Linked DNA regions of Mus musculus: region 2 is linked to region 1. The links are chromatin loops, found by intact Hi-C in ENCODE. Cell type or tissue: left cerebral cortex. All regions are shown on one strand.

The links. A loop is a pair of places that touch in the nucleus more often than their neighbours do. Peaks named below come from ENCODE experiments on the same cell type or tissue, not always from the same donor. Only the 100,000 strongest peaks of a DNase experiment are listed, where the experiment ranks them.
Region 2: it touches region 1 in a loop (4-fold over the local background); 13 of 42 quality-filtered maps call a loop at or near these places.

The regions. Positions count from the first base shown.
Region 1 is chr17:13,468,383-13,476,382 of GRCm38, reverse strand. No RefSeq gene overlaps it. Among named protein-coding and RNA genes, the nearest start is that of Rnu6, 40 kb to the right of the region's middle. In left cerebral cortex, a CTCF peak has its summit at 3,773 (motif pointing left); DNase peaks (open chromatin) are centred at 1,106, 1,431, 1,875 and 3,745; H3K27ac peaks cover 808 bases.
Region 2 is chr17:13,678,253-13,686,252 of GRCm38, reverse strand. No RefSeq gene overlaps it. Among named protein-coding and RNA genes, the nearest start is that of Gm24867, 6.9 kb to the right of the region's middle. In left cerebral cortex, CTCF peaks have their summits at 1,234, 2,344 and 4,388 (motif pointing left); DNase peaks (open chromatin) are centred at 403, 2,364, 4,928 and 5,657; H3K4me3 peaks cover 1,435 bases; H3K27ac peaks cover 1,821 bases.

The sequences.
Region 1 (8,000 bases):
AATGCATTTTTGTCTATTCATTAAAAAAAAGAAAAAAGAAACTGCTAAGCTCTGTGAATGTACTGTTGTCCAGTAAATCAGACACTGTGGAAAACATACCGGTGTGTTTATTGGCATTGCATGATCACGACAGGCAGCAAGAAGAGCTCCGTGTGGGCACGAAGGAGATGGGGAATACGAGACGATCAGTGCCAGGGTGTCTAGGCACACCAGAACTTGAGGGGGCACATAGATTCTCCCCTAATGCCTCCAGGTGTGCAGCCTTGCCAGCACCCAGATTTCTGCCCAGTGACAGAGTTATGGGCCTCTGGCTTGAGAGAAAGGGTCCTTCTGCCCTGTCTGCCCAGACCTCCAGGTGCTTCACGGTGTAGCCATCGGACCTAACACACTTGGGACTTGACTTTCACAGTCTAGCAACAGAAAGGAGTGTCATTTAGTTTCCAAGTAATTGGAGGTTATTCAGAGTTCCATTACAGATTGCAAATTTAGTTCCCATGTGTGCGTTTGGTGTCAAGATCTAATCCATGGCTTTGTGCATTCTAGGGAATTGCTCTACCACAGGGTGGGTATGCCTCCAGTTGGAGGAAGCACCCTGTGTGTGATCTTGGTTCTGGTCACTGTGTAGACTTGATTTAAAGTCCAAAGTATGGCCTGTTTTGATCCATGTTCCATGAGCATCTGGAAATCATTGCAGTCTGTACCATGGACTTAGCAGGCTGCTAATGTCCACTAGGTCAGGTTGGCTTGTGGAGTTTCCAGAGTCCTCTTTCCTGGCTTCTTTTCTCTCTGGCAGAGATGAGAAGGGAGCTTGATGAAGCTGTGGCTTTATCTCTTTTCTTTCTCGTTGGTGGTTTTTTGTTTTGTTTTGAATAGTTATTTATTTTATGTGAGTATTCTATCTGTATGTACTTCTGCATGCCAGAAGGAGGCACCAGATACTTTATAGATGATTGTGAGCCACCCTGTGGTTGCTGGGAATTGAACTTAGGACCTTGGGAAGAACAGCCAGTGCCCATAACCACTGAGCCATCTCTCCAGCCCTCTCACTGGAGTTTATTCATGAGCTTTGGAGCTGTTAGTGAGCACTTCTATCTATAAGTAGTAAGTGGCCATGCCCAGGCTTCCATTCATCTCTCATGCTTCTGAATTGAGCTTATTTGGATCTTTAAGTCTAGACTGGCAGCTCAATATTACATATTTATTTCTGGGACTCACAGACAGCTGCTAACACACAGCAATCAGACCGAGAGTGGACACTGCCTCATTCCCAGGACCGGGGACAGCAGGGATACCCTGGAGCTTGGTTAGTAGCTACTTGTGGTTCCTTCTTCCATGGGCAGTGCCCCAGTAGGCACGTGTGGGCGTGGCTCCAAAATACCCAGGATGTTCTGCATCATATCCATCCTATCAGACATCTGCGTGCGACGCAGGGTGACACAGAGCTCTGACTCAGGACCAGCAGCAGCCAGTCAACCTTCATGACTTTCCTCTCCTCTGGCTTGGTGGCAGTGGGAGGTCCTCTACTGAGACGGGGAGCCTAGGAGAGAACTGGGGGGGGGGGTGAATAGTTGGCAGGCACTGGGGGAAATGGGTGTGCCATCATGTTAGTCACTGCTAAGGAAACGTGCGTGTTCCCAGACTCACTGGACCAATACACCCTGTTTATAACCATCGTGGGAGACTAATTTGACTTGGAACTTTTTTTTTTAAGGGAAGAGTTAGGAAAAGACTGGAATTTGGAGCTGGACTCTCCATCTCTGAGTGTTTTACTTTTGGGTGGGCGATATGCTTTACTGAATAATCACTCTGTGTGTGGGTGGTCAGACAGTTTTCTTCTCCGCTCAAGTCCAACAATAGTTTGACTGAGTGTGAAATTCTCACATTCCTATTCTTTCCCTCGAAGTCTCTATAATCACTGCTTCTAAATTTAGTGTGGCAACTGGGACTTCCATGTGGGCTCGAATCTCCTACCTCTGCGAGCTTCTTCCCTTATCAGGGGACCCAACAGCTTCTTTTGTCTCCTGCCTAGGGAGAGGGAATGGTCCTGCTTGCATAAATGTGTGTCTCCCATAGATGTCCTCCATTCTCTGTGAAGACTGTCTTCCCTTGTCTTAGGGGATTTCTCTCTCAGTCAGAGTTGGCCTCTTCAATCTCCACATGGTTGTGCTTTCTAAGTATATGGCTGAAACTGCGCTTCAGAGAAGCCACCAGAGACTTGCTGGCATCAGATCATGAGCATGTACTGTGACTCTGGATTGGGGGGGGGGGGGCTGCCTGAGGCTGCAAGGGTGTGACCTTGTTCCCTGGGTCTGTAGTACTATCAGCGGTTACTGCAGTTGCTTTGTCCTAATATTGATGGAAATCAGTTCATTTTAATTTTTTTTGAGAGAAAGTTGCCAGGCTGCTGTGGAGTCCAAAACCCCCTGGTCTTAGCCCCAGGTAAAAGCTGTCAAGCCGGACTGGATACAAAGTTTGCAAGCCATGAGTGGAACTACAAGTGTCCCTAAGACCCAATGTCACGGCCACCCCTCACCTCCACCCTATTCAGTTGACCAAAGTCAATGAGGAAGGGCCAGAAAACAAACTCAAAATGGGGAGCAGTCACCCCCAGTCACTTGGCCAAAGTGGTAGCTTGAGCCCTGCAGCAGACTACTGACGTGCCAGTGAACAGTGGGTTTCCTGACCCTTCGTCTCTTAGTTATCTCTTTCTCCCCATTATTAGACATTGGGAGTTGATCCAGGAATATAAATATGACCTATAACTAGCTTCATTAATAGCAAATAGTGCAAAATCTAGTTTTCAGGTCCAGGCAGAGTTTGGGGAAATAGGCTCTGTCTTGGGTACTGCCAAACTCAAGTAGGTAGAGTGTTCTGAGCATGCCCATAGGAGGACAGGTGCCCTCTTACCTGCTGACACTGACCGTGGGTACAAAACACTTTATACCAAGCCAACCTAGGTAGGCCCTTGACACCAACGCTGAGCCATTCATTGAGGCAGCCGTGTGGGGGACTACCAGTTGAAGCTGATGAACTGAAGCAGAGTGTAAATGAGGTTCATGCTAGATTTATAAAGCTTCAGAATTAAATGTAACTGTGGCCTGCCATTCCTAACGTATCAAAATGGCCATGTTCTGATATATCCGGTTACATAAACTGTTTCTTTATAATTAATTTTATCTGTTGCTGTTTAATCTCTTGCCCTGCCTCTAAGGAGCAGGGAGAACAGTGTGCCTCAGGGATGGTCTCCTCTGGACACTGTCCAGCTGCTAGCGTGGCCACAGAGTTCTTGTTTGAGCAGCCAGTCTTTCTGTCCTGTTTATCTGCTTGGCCTTTTATTGTGTTTTGTCTTATTCTGTTTTCTCAATGATGCATTAAACAAAATCCTTTGTCTATTAAGTGCAAAGGAGGAATACTTTGGTGAGGAGAGAGTTAAAAAGCAGCCCTAACTGGTGTCCTCTAGACTTCCATAGCACCGTGTCTGTACCTCTGTCCACCAACACTGTAGCGCCTCCACAATGCTCATCAGAGAGGGCTTTCCAGCAAGTGAGACAGTCAGCCTCTGTCACTAGAAGCTATGCCCTGCTGACCAGCCAGGCAAGTAAGGAAGCTCTGTCTAAACACTGGAGCTTAGTAAGTAAATTAGGTGATGGCCGGGAGTCCCAAAGGACATGCCTGTTTCTCCTATGACCGCAGTGCAGCATCTTCTATCTCTCCATGCTTCTCAAGGAAACATACATTTGCAATGACATGTTGTAGCGCCATCTTGTGGTCATTCCAGTTACCAACATCCAGCTACTTCCCGGTGGTCCATACAGCAGTCATTGTGGCCAAAGCAGGCTCCTGGAGCTGTCTTCATGTTTCTTTGTCCCCCTTGGTGAGGTTTTTTGATCCGGAACTGGACCCTCAAAGCAACTGGTCTTTCACAGTTAAAAGGTCACAGGGTCCCTGCCCTCACAACCATCTCCTTCAGAGGAAGCCACACCAGACTGCTAAGCATGAATTTCCGTTTCCAAAAACAAAATAACAAAGTTTTCAGAGCCTTTAACAATGTTACAAAGTACAAGCTTTAGAGGCAAAATCAGTTCTTGGGTGTGATCAAACCAAGACAAGGCCAAGATGTGATCGCTGGCCTCTTCCTGGGGTTTTATCAACCTGTCTTTGAAAGGCCCTCTGTCCTGTGGGATAAGGTCCAGTTATCTCCCAGCCTTTGCAAGTAACTTTGAAAGAGGGTATAGACCCGCCATTGTCTATATCGGGGATGATTTGAGAAGGAAGGGGAGGACCCAGGAAGGAGAGGGCATTGACCATGGCCCACTTCCTATGGCCCTGCATGATGAAGCCTGGACTTCAGCCCATCCCCTCCCTTCCAAGTTGCCGTCTCTACTTTCTACCACTCAAACTCTTGAATTTTAAAAACAGTAGAGCCTACTCCACTGCCCATGAAAACACCCTTATGCCACCAAAGACCTTGGGAAAGCATGACATCCCCCACCCCCACCCCCGTGTGCTTCACTAGAGTCGCTCAGCCTCTCACCCTCCTCCCTTCATGCTCACTGCCAAGGCCCTGCCCAGCCCTGTCCAGCAAATGACCACATCACCTGCTTGGCTAAGGAAGGGGGGGTCACACCAAGCCAGAGCTTTGGCCCCCTCTTTTGCACCCCATCTCTCTAGCACCTCCTCCTGTTTCCACCCTCCTCTACACGTTCTGCCTCCACCAGATGTATTTACAGTTTCTCATTGTCTCCATCTTTCATTCTTTTCCATCTTTAGTTTAGTTCAACTGTATTTCTGCTGACCTTAAACTGGGCATCCAGCGCCATCTTAGGTTGCTAGTGGCCTCTATCACCTTACACTGATCAGAGCGAGCTCCTGAACTTAACCCTCATAGTCTCACAGCTACACTTGCCCTCAGTGAGCCAGGCAGTCACTTCACAGGCCACATTCCTACTGAGCCAGGCTGCCATCTTACTCAGGAGTTATTACTGATCCAAACATTCCCTTTGTTAGATTCTTTGAAGCACGTTCATCCTTGTGTGTCCAACACGCAGCAGGGGCCTGGGAGCCAAAGAGACATGAGATATTTGCTTCACCCCTTGCATTTCTAAATAACTACATTACCTATCAAGGATGGGGGTGGTACACGAAGCTAAATAAATCTTGAATAAAAATATACACCTTTGCCAGAAATCCAGAGTTATTCAGGATAATCCTGTTCTTCATCTGACGAGATGGCACTTACTTCCTACTAACACTGACCGGCTGTGGGAAAGCCATGCATATTTTTTTTCCCATTTTCCTGACAGTGTGATAGACTGAGCGGAGCCTGCCAACCTGACGCCAGTGCAAATTAAACTCACATCTTGATTGTCTCGGCTACATTCTATGTGGTATAGGAGGGAAAATGAATAAATCAACTCAACCGGTGGACAAACGTCTATTTGTAAGTGGATCCACGAATTTTAAAACTAATGAAAATGAATAAAAACATAACATGGGGAAGAGTACTGTGCTTCTGAGCAATATCAAGGTGTGAGAAATTTCACCAATTTATCACATTCATGATGAGAAGTCCCCAGATTCTCTGTGGGACTGCAGAAAAGCCATTTGATAAAAGTGCATAGCGTTTTGTAATTAGAACACTCTAAGTAGGAAATAAATATGACTTCTCGTGCGGGTAAGAGTCTGTAGCCAGCACCTGTAGGGCAAGCCGGAGACAGAGCAAGGCCTGCTGGGAACAGTGAGGACTAGAAGCAAGAGGTAAAGCGGGTTATATCAGATTTAGTAAAGCCTGTCTATCAGTTGAGGACTGATAGACATGTAGATACTTTGTAGATACTTCCCAGTCTTTGCTATGAAAAATCCTGTTACAAAGAAAAGGCATTGTGTGCACATCATTTTGAGGGAGTGAAACAGGAATATATTTAAGGTGGGGCAGTGGGAACAGCTGCTTTTCTTTTTTTAAACTTTTTATTGATTCTTTGTGAGTTTTATATCATGCACCCCGGTCCCACTCATCTCCCCATTTCTTCATATCTGCCCTTGGCCCTTACAACTTTCCCCACAAAACACGTAAGCAAGCAAACAAAAGAAAACAAAACAAAAACGCATAGGAAACATCTCATCATGGAAGCTGTAGGGTGTCACAGCACATCCCACATTATACCCCTCTGTCCACACGTCGTCACTGGCAAATTTTCATTGCAATGAGTCATTGGTCTGCTTCCAAAACTCTGGCTTCTGTGACACCTCCTTCCATTTTATCCTGTTGTTGTCCTGTGTCATGGAGATCCTGCAGCTTTGGAACAGCAGGACTGTCCCTTTCACAAGTCTCAACCATTCACGGGTAGTATAGATTTGGGGGTGGGCCAACTCAGAGCCCTGGATCCTGGCCTGGGTAGTAGCTGAGCCGGTCAGCCACAGGTTCTCGCTTACCTACACCACCAGGGCAAGCTCTCCAGCATTGCTCTGGTTAGGCCACCCAATGGTACCATCAGCAGGAATCAGGGGCAGCTCTCCTGCTCTTGTGTCCTCAGGGCCAGCTCACCTGCACTCAGGTGCAAGGCAAGCTCCATTGTGCTGCGCAATCAAAGTTCAGGGTCCACTCTCCCAAGTGCTGCAGCTTACAAGGGATTGGGGCAGCTCGTGGGATGACCTTTTTAAGTCAAAGAGGGCATGTATGTGCAATATGTAAGTGGTACGGATTGCTTGCCTGTGTGTGCACCCGCCCACAGTTCTCCAGCAGAGTGCAAATTGGTGCACATGGCTCACTGGGTGGTACAACCATTGACTTCGCCCATCTGTCTGATTAAAAAAAACATCTGTGTATTTTAATTGACATCTGAGCAGTGTGCGTTTACCCAGACATTTCTGGGTGTTTATGAGCTGGTGCTGTTTGTGTAAAAAACGCATTCTTACTCCCTGTTAAGTTTCTATGGAGTCATGGAGGCACTTTCTTCCCTCTTGGCTATTTTTGGTCGTAGGTACTGGGAAGGTCACTTTTCTATCTTGAAAAGTCACAACTATTTCTTTTTCCACTTGATTGTTTTTTCCTCTTGACTGATACATGCCATTTTTCCTTTTGTATTAAATGCTCCAAAAAAATCTGTGCAGCCAAATTGACTAATTAACTGTACCTGTTATGACTTTTGAAGTTTGAGAGCTATTTAGAAAAAAACAACTCTTTTGTGTTAGTTAATGAGAAGGAAGCTTTCTCGAGTATCACACAATACACACAAAAAAGAGAAGTTATTTGAAACAACATATTTCTAGATACAATTACTCTCATTGGATGTCTGTGCTTGGTTTTTACAAACTTCTTTTGATTCATGAAGAAAACTGAGATGGGGGCTGGGCAGTGGTGGTGCACACTTTTAATGTCAGCACACTGGAGGCAGAGGCAGGAGGATCTCTGTAAGTTGAAGGTCAGCCTGGTCTATGTAATGAATTTCAGGACAGCCAGGGATACCTTGAGAGACTTCGTGCCAAAACCAGAAAGACAGGGAAGAGGAGGATAGGAAATAGTTTACTTCTGAAATGGAGTAAACTTGTTAAGAAAAGAGAAATGGGGCTTGTTGGAGCTTTCTAAGAGGGAGTGTGAGAGTGATACGGGAGCCTGGGGATGCCTCACATGGCCCCTCCCAGCTGTTCACTGTGCTGGTAGCCCAGAGAGGGGACATAGAGAGGGATCCAAGTGCTGAGATCCAAAAGCTTCATCACTTTCATCATGGGACATATATTACCCGTGAGATTTGTTGGGAGGGAAGCTGTCGAGTGTTTCCGAGAAGAATGGGGTATTCTTTAAAAGTCAAGGTAGGTGAGACTCAGGAAGGAGGTAGAGAGAGGTAATGGGCTAGCAGAGGGAAAGAAATGTTCATTTCTTAGCCAGGCTTCTCTGTAGCAGCTGGATGTATATTTGAAAATGGGAGGAGGCCAGAAGCTGGGAACCGCTACAGATGTATCTCTGAGAAAGAGAGAGTGTTCCTGCAGGTAAGAACAGGGCT
Region 2 (8,000 bases), 210 kb before region 1:
CTTGAAACCCCCAAACCACCTTCCTTTGGAATTCACATGGCCTGCTCTTGGTTATTTACGGGGTCATGGCTTTCTACTGTTTAAGTCAGGTTAGGGCAAGCATCTGCTGCAGCTAGGGCATCCTGCTGATTTACAGCATGTGCCTGCTGGCTTTGAAGACCCCCTTCTGCCAGTCTCACGTCCAGGGTCTTTCTTCCATCGTCTTGAGCCAGCCATTGGGAAACTGAATCTATTGCTCAGACTGGAAGGTGCACTCTGCCTCTGCCTGAGAGAGTGAACAGCTCTCACAGCCCACATGTCTAAGAAAAAAGAGAGAGCTCACATCTGGTTTGATGGTTCCAGATCCACTTCTGCCTCATGACTTGGAGGACACTGTAATGAGGAACGTGGCTGGCGCTATTCTAGTCCTCTGTGGGTTGACAAAAGAGGAAGAGAATTTCTGTAATGGGAATAACATGGTAAGGATGACTCAATGAGGCCCCAGGAGAGATATGAGACCTGTAATGAGGGAAAGGGAGGGAGGACTAGTGCTGTGGGCGGGGCCTTGACTGTCATTCACTGTGGACAAGACCTTGGTATCATATGCTCCATGAATGCTGGCAGGAACAGTAGGGAACTAATGACTGTCCTACTTTGCTTTTTTGTTACTGTGATAAAGATGACCCATGCAGATGAAAGGATTGTATTCTCCCATCAAGAGGAGCTCAAGACAGGAACCTGGAGGCAAGCACTCAGGCAGAGACCATTGAGGAGTGCTGCTTACTGGCTTGCTTCTAAACTATACTTCTTATATAGCCCAGGCCTACATGCCTAGGGATGGTACCACCCACAGTGGGCTGGCTGCTCCTATATCAATTAGCAGTCAAGAAAATACCTCCCAGATATGCCTATAGGTTAATCTGATAAGGGCAATTCCTTGATTGGTGGTCCTTAGCATGTCAAGGTGACAGTTTAAGCTAATTATGACACTGAGATTATTATTTTCTGTGTATTGATACTTTGTGTGTCTTTCTTTGTACACGTGCATACTTGTGTGAGTTGAGGCCAGAGGCCCATGGTAAGTAGCTTCAATTCCTCTCTGACTTGTTTGTTTTGAGTCAAGGTCACACTGTGTAGCTCTAGATAACCAGGAACTATGTAGACCATCTTAGCTTCAAGCTCATAAGAGATCCACCTGCCTCTGTTTCCTAAGTGCTGGGATCAAAGGTGTGCAGTACCACATGCAGCCACTCTGCCTTATATTTAGACATGGTCTCTCACTGAACCTGGACCTCAACCAAACCCAATCCTCTGCAGGAGAAGCGGCTGCTCTTGCCATCATCTCTCCAAGCAGTTTGGGTTTCTAGAAGGAAGGTTCCAGCTGCACAGTTACTCCCAAAATGCCATGCGACTCGGTTGCTGCTCCCTGCTCCTGCTCCGTTATGCATTTCTGATTCCTGGGTGCTTTGCTCACATTCTTACTTTGCTTCACTAAAACTTAGCCTCATAATTAGACTTGGAAGCCCACTCTTTCACATATTTTAAGGAGTCCAGTGGTCTTGGCCAGCATCTTTATCCTTGGACTTTCACATGCCAGAGCAAACCTTTCCTAAAAGAAGTACATCTTTCATAAATTCTGTATTTAACACAATTGCTTTGAACTAAGGCTTGATGACCAAAGAGTGAGAATATAAGTTTAAACGCACAAGCCCGTCTTTACTTACAATGAGACCGGATGAATTTGAGATTTGAGGATTGCAACTTTCAACTCATGTTAGTGCTGCGACCTCATGGGCAGCCTGAAGGGTCAGGGTCAGAGGTCATCTTGCTTGTTTCTCTTTCTCTCTGTGCAAGCGTGTGAGTGTGTGAGTGTGTTTTTTCTAAACGTTAAAGTTTTGACTTTACTTTTTGGCCTATCTGGATAGGCTATTTGAAGGGTAGACGGGGTGTATTTTGAGATACCCCTTTTTTCAACCCCCTAATCTCAGTGTTAGGGAGGCACATAATCACAGACTCAAAATGCAACAGGCCTAAAACACAGCATTTCCCTGCACCAATGATCTGCAAGCAGAATATTCCGATCAGAACTTTAAGATGCCCTCTGGTGCTCTGTCCCTTCAAGATGTGGCCCTCTGGCCTGCAAGGTTGCTGATCCTAGGCTCGGTCTGGCTGCATCACACTGGACTGTGTGGTTTTAGGTCTGTGCTGAATAGGAGGAAATGGGCGGTGCTCCCAGCTAGAGAGGCAGAAACTCTGACTCAGGCCGGCTTTAAACTAAAGAGGAAGTGGATCACCTCACGCTCCAGGAAAAAGGAAGCCCAGGGCGGGCGTGGCCAGCCCTCCGGATGAATCAACTCTTAACAAAGGCACCTGGCGGGCTGCTTGGGTAGGCGGTCTGTTCTTCCCCAGGCTGCCCCAGTGGGAGCTTTAGTCTGACCCTGCCTTCACTTCTAAGCAGATACAGGGTGGGGTCCTTGGTTGCGCCAGCCTTTGAGGTGGACCCAGCTCCCAGTCAAGGGATTTGACCCTCTGCGGTCAGAGGATTGGCTCGAACTCTTCCCCCTCCCAGGGCAGAGGCCCTGAAAGGAGACAACTTGTAAGCAGTCTAGGCAGCCCCACCCTGGGGTGGGCTGGCCTGCCATAATTAACCAATCCCCATAGTGTCTGGTGTCTGATGTTCTCACCATTGTGGTGAGACCAATCAGATCCACCCCTGCAACCTAGAAAAAAGATCCCAGGGGGAACAGATAAAACTCTGAACAAAACTGCTTTTGTCGGTGGAGCGAGGTGGTCCCCGGTTAGCATTGAGGCAGATTCTTACATCCTCCTCTGTCTTCAGTTGGAGAAGGAAAAAAAAAAGAGAGAGAGAGAGAGAGCCACAGGGAGACCTACTGGAGGTTCTTTAGCCTCTGAGGTACAGGAAAGACCCGGGGGCTGAGCTGGCTGTGTGGGGAAGGAGATGGCACCAGGGTTCAGAGCCTCCACAGTCTTTCAGGGCTAGGACTTAGAGATTCGGGGTAAAGTGCAGAGCCCAGTAGCTGTGTTTGGAACCCAACATATCTCAAGGACAGAGTATGGGCTGGACTGTGATCCAAGGTAAGGTAGAGAGAGTGGGGAGGAGGGCAGTCTGGAAGCGGGGGTGAGGGGCTTAGACTCTCCTGGGAGCCCTTGTACCAAGGGCGGGACAGAAAGGACTTGTGTTCAGGCAACACTCCTGCATGCAGGGCACACAGACTCCTGAGTGTGGCTATCTTAGGCCAGGTCCCAGCAGGCTTCTTTAGCCTCAGAGCAGCAGAGGATTCTGGTTGCTGTGGGCGCTGAGTGTGGGGACAGGATGGGGAGTGACTGTCTCAGCCACAGTGCTGGGTTTTCCGCAAGGCATGTCAAGCTCTTGCTAATACTCATATAACCCTACGGGTTCTCCAGCAGACCTCTCCACTCACTTCCACATGCTCACGCCTGCTCCCTTCAGTTCATAAGCTTCCTCCTTCCTCTGCCCTGTGGCTTTGCCAGGGGCCTCTTTCCACATCCCTGCCTGGAGGCACTGGAGACATTCCTGGCAGACATCAGGGAGTATCTGGCTGGTGGCTCATAGGCCATGGAATGTGCAGAGTCTGAAGGTGTGTTTCACCCGCCTTCTGCCCCAAGGTGACTTATTCTCTGGAGTGGCTTGGGGACTGTTGGGGCTGAACAGCAAGCCATTTACCGGAGAGGACAGTGTGTGCAGATCTCAACGAGCGTATTTGGCCACATGACCCAGGCAGCCTCCTCATCTTCCCACATCTCAATTCTCTTGTGGTTTTGTGGTCAGCCTCAGATTAAATCATGGTTGCCTGGCAGCTGAGACTTGTGAGAGAGTCGCTTTCTCCCAGAGTTACCTGAGATGGGCACAGTCACAGGCTGATGTAGACCAAGGATCCTGAGAAGGCTCTGGGCCCTGACAACCTGTAGAGAGCTTGACCCACCTGTCAGAGTTAGGAGATGGGAGAAACATGCAGGCATTTAGGCTCAAACCTGACTAAGAACAAATTGTTCTATTGTAGTGTATGTGTGCACGTATATGTTCATGTGTACACAGTAATTCTGCATATCACTGCAGGGGCCATATGTCTTTCCCCCTCATGCTCTCCACCTGATTTTTAAAGTCAGTGCTAACATTGAGCCTTGGGCTTACTAATTAAGCTGCTAGGACTGAAGGGCAGCAAGCTCTGGGAATCCTGACTCTCCCTTCCCAGCACTGGATTTGCAGACATGCAGTGCAGAACCCAAATGTTTACAGAGGTGTTGGGGGTCCAAAGTCAGGCTTTCAAGCTGGTGAGGCAAGGGCTTTGCTGACTGAGCCGTTTAAACAGTCTGGGACCTGGAGATACAGCTTAGCCCCAGTACAGTTCTAAGCAACCCTATCCGGCAGTTCACCACTGCCTGTAACTCCAGCGCCCTCTTATGGACTCCAAGGGTACCTGCATACCCATGTGCATATACGCCTACCCCATATGCACTGCTCTCTCGTTCTCTCTCTCTCTCTCTCTCTCTCTCTCTCTCTCTCTCGTGTGTGTGTGTGTGTGTGTGTGTGTGTGTGTGTGTGTGTGAAATTAAAAATTTTTTTTTTTTTTTGGTTTTTTGAGACAGGGTTTCTCTGTGTAACCCTGGCTGTCCGGGAACTCACTTTGTAGACCAGGCTGGCCTCGAACTCAGAAATCTGCCTGCCTCTGTCTCCCGAGTGCTGGGATTAAAGGCATGCGCCACCACTGCCCGGCTAAAAATAAATTTAAAAAAGAATTTTCTGGCCTCAATGGCTAGCTCATTTCTCAGGATAGAAGAAAAGTCAAAGGCTTTTTCTGCTAGAAATAGAGATGGAGCCCCCGCCCCGCCTGATGGGTGAGGCTTCAGGGCTGCTGCTTGGAGCAGATGCTTCTCTCGAAGCAGATGGATTTGTAGAGAGGGGGACAAAGCCAGCCATTTGGGGACCGATGCCAGCAACACTGCCTGCTGAGGCATGGGCTGCCAGTGTTCCCAGAGCCTCCATCTCAGCTGAAGCCTCCAGTGAGCTCTCTGGTGTCGTTCATTTAAGCACATGACTTTCAAAGTCCTGGATGTGGTGTGCAGGTCACAAAGGTTGCAGAGAAGCTACTTAAATGGTTTCATCAGTGTTTGCTGCCATAGTAAGAATGATTCATAGACAAGTGCCTTGGAGAGAGAAACCAAAACGAAAAGACTCCTTTGCCAAAGTGTCTTCCATAGTCCATACTTTGGGGGGTGGGGTGGATAGGGGAGGGAGAGGAGGAAAGGAGAGAAGAATTGTGTTAATTGTGTAATAACTCTGAAAATGGGGACTGAGTAGATAAAGAGGCCAGTATTGGAGAGGTAGCTTTATTACAAGGAACAATAGCAATTTAAAAACTCATTTAAAGACAACTTTACGTTAAAACGCTATTGCTTTTCCTCATGTCTGTGAAGGAAGTACAAGCTAAAAACGAAAGCCCCAAACAATAGGGAATGGGGGAGGGGGGATCAGAAAAACCAAAAGCTTCCATAATTTCCAGAGCCTGACTGTGTTTGGTCCAGAGACCCCTTCTGGCAAGGAGTGCCATTTGTGTGCGGCCCTCTGTCTACACAGATCACAGCAGCATGAGATGAGTCACACCCCATGTGTGTCTCTCTAGTAAAGTTTTCTTAACGATACTACTTGTCTCCCTTGTTTCAGACATCTCCTTTTGTATGTATGTGGGTGGGTGCATCACACACACAAAGAGGCTATCAAGTGTCTGGCTCTATCACTTTCTGTCTGATTCTCTGACTGAACACAGAAGTGAGGGAGTAGCCTGCAAGCCCCAGGGACTCTCCTGTCTCCGCCTTCCACAGGGCTGTCTTTACAGGTGCATGTGTGGCCATGCCTGGTCTTTCACATGGTTCAGGGACGAGTGTGACCTTGGGTAAGGTGAAAGGAGGCTAAGAGCGGAGAGATAGCTTTGTGGGCTCTTCTCCAGCCTACGGACGGTCTCCTAGTAGCCTTTCTCTGGGGTTAAGGGATGACTCTGAGAGGCACATGATCTTGCTTTGTCTGTTTGGCTGTGGCTGTATACCACCAGATCAGGCACTACTGAGGCTGAAAGAGCAGCTGAAACGGACCGTCCGTCTGCAACCCAGTGATGAGCCCAGGTGAGCTCTGCACTTCGGGGGCTCTTTGTTCCTTGAGAGGCATGGAGGACTATGCTCCAGTGACTGGGAAGGAAGAACATGCCAGCCCCACGCGCTTCACCTAGCCCACAAGGACAGCCCGTACGCAGTGTTCACACAGCATGTGGTCTGTGGTCATTCCTGGCAGCCAAGGTTTGGGAAAAGCAGCCTCTGCCTGGGTCTGCCTCTGTTCTCTGCTCACAGCTCTCCACCCCTGCCAAGGAGACTGTGGTTGCTAGCAGCTGTGGACACTTTCCCACAATGCAGTTCTTCGTGATGTCTGCTAAGCTGGGGGGGGGGGGGTCTTCTCTGAAGCCCTGATTCCTCACTCTGACTTTCCCACCCTTTCTTCCTTGACTTTTCTCAAGGGAGAGAAAGGAGAATGGATACATCTATCCATCTATCTATCTATCTATCTATCTATCTATCTATCTATCTATCGACAACTGAAGATGGGAAAAGGGTAATTTTTTTAAAAAAAGCTAATGACCCTGTGTATTTAGTTTATGTGGGATTCTGTTCTGTTTTATTGTTTGAGCTGTCTGTCTTAACGTCACTATCAAACTATTTGAATTATTATAATTTTGTAATATATCCTTAGTCCAATAGTGCTATCCAATTTTACTTTTTTGGGTTAAGAGCGCTTTACTATTGAGTTTTTTTTCTTTTTTTTTTAAAGTTTCCCTATGAATTTTAGGACTTTATTATATCCATAAAAATATTATTTGAAATTTGATAGAAAATGCATTGAATATAGTGGTGGTATTGCACTGGGTAGTGTGGACACTCTAAAAAGTATTATTTCTTCTAACCAATTAAAATGAGATAATTTACACTTGGAACAACATTATGAACTAACCAGTACCCCTGAGCTCTTGACTCTAGCTGCATATGTATCAAAAGATGGCCTAGTCGGCCATCACTGGAAAGAGAGGCCCATTGGACACGCAGACTTTGTGTGCCCCGGTACAGGGGAACGCCAGGGCCAAAGGGGGGGAGTGGGTGGGTAGGGGAGTGGGGGTGGGTGGGTAAGGGGGACTTTTGGTATAGCATTGGAAATGGAAATGAGCTAAATACCTAATAAAAAAAAATGAAAAAAAAAAAAAAAAAAAAAAAAAAAAAAAACAAAACAAAACAAAACAAAACAAGAAAAAAAAAAAAAAAAAAAAAAAAAAAAAGAAAAAAGGATAGACGGGAGAGATGGCTCAGCAGTTAAGAGCACTGACTGCTCTTCCAGAGGTCCTGAGTTTGATTCCCAGCAACCACACGGTGGCTCACAACCATCTGTAATGGGATCCAATGCCCTCTTCTGGTGTGTCTTAAGAGAGAGACAGTGTACTCATATACAAAATCTTGAGAGAGAGAGACAGACAGACTCATGACTGAAGTTAAGGAGACTTTGGAGGAAGTAGTTATGTATTTATATATAATTGATAATTTGTATTTAATTGACAGAGCCATTTCTTTTGCTCTGATAGGTGAACAGCATGAGGCAAGGCATGCAATTTCAGGACTTTCTGTCCCTTGTTTCTCTGTATAGTGTTTTGTTGCCTTGAGGCAGTGACTACCGCTGGGGTTAAACCCAGGGCTTGGTTTTATGCTATGCCTATATGTTTTCATCATCCTAAGACATCTTATCTCCCCTCGACCTGCCTGCCTGCTGGGTTAGCACTGTGTTTGTATTTTTAAACAAATCATTATGGTCCACTCTCAAAAGGAGGCACATTGTTGGTTATCAGAATCACAAATATGAAGGAGACACTGGACGACTGTCTCCCCAGCCGACGGCTGGTATCTGCCTGTCCTGCTGCCCTCAGTTCATCCTAGGCTGAAAAGTTACTCGA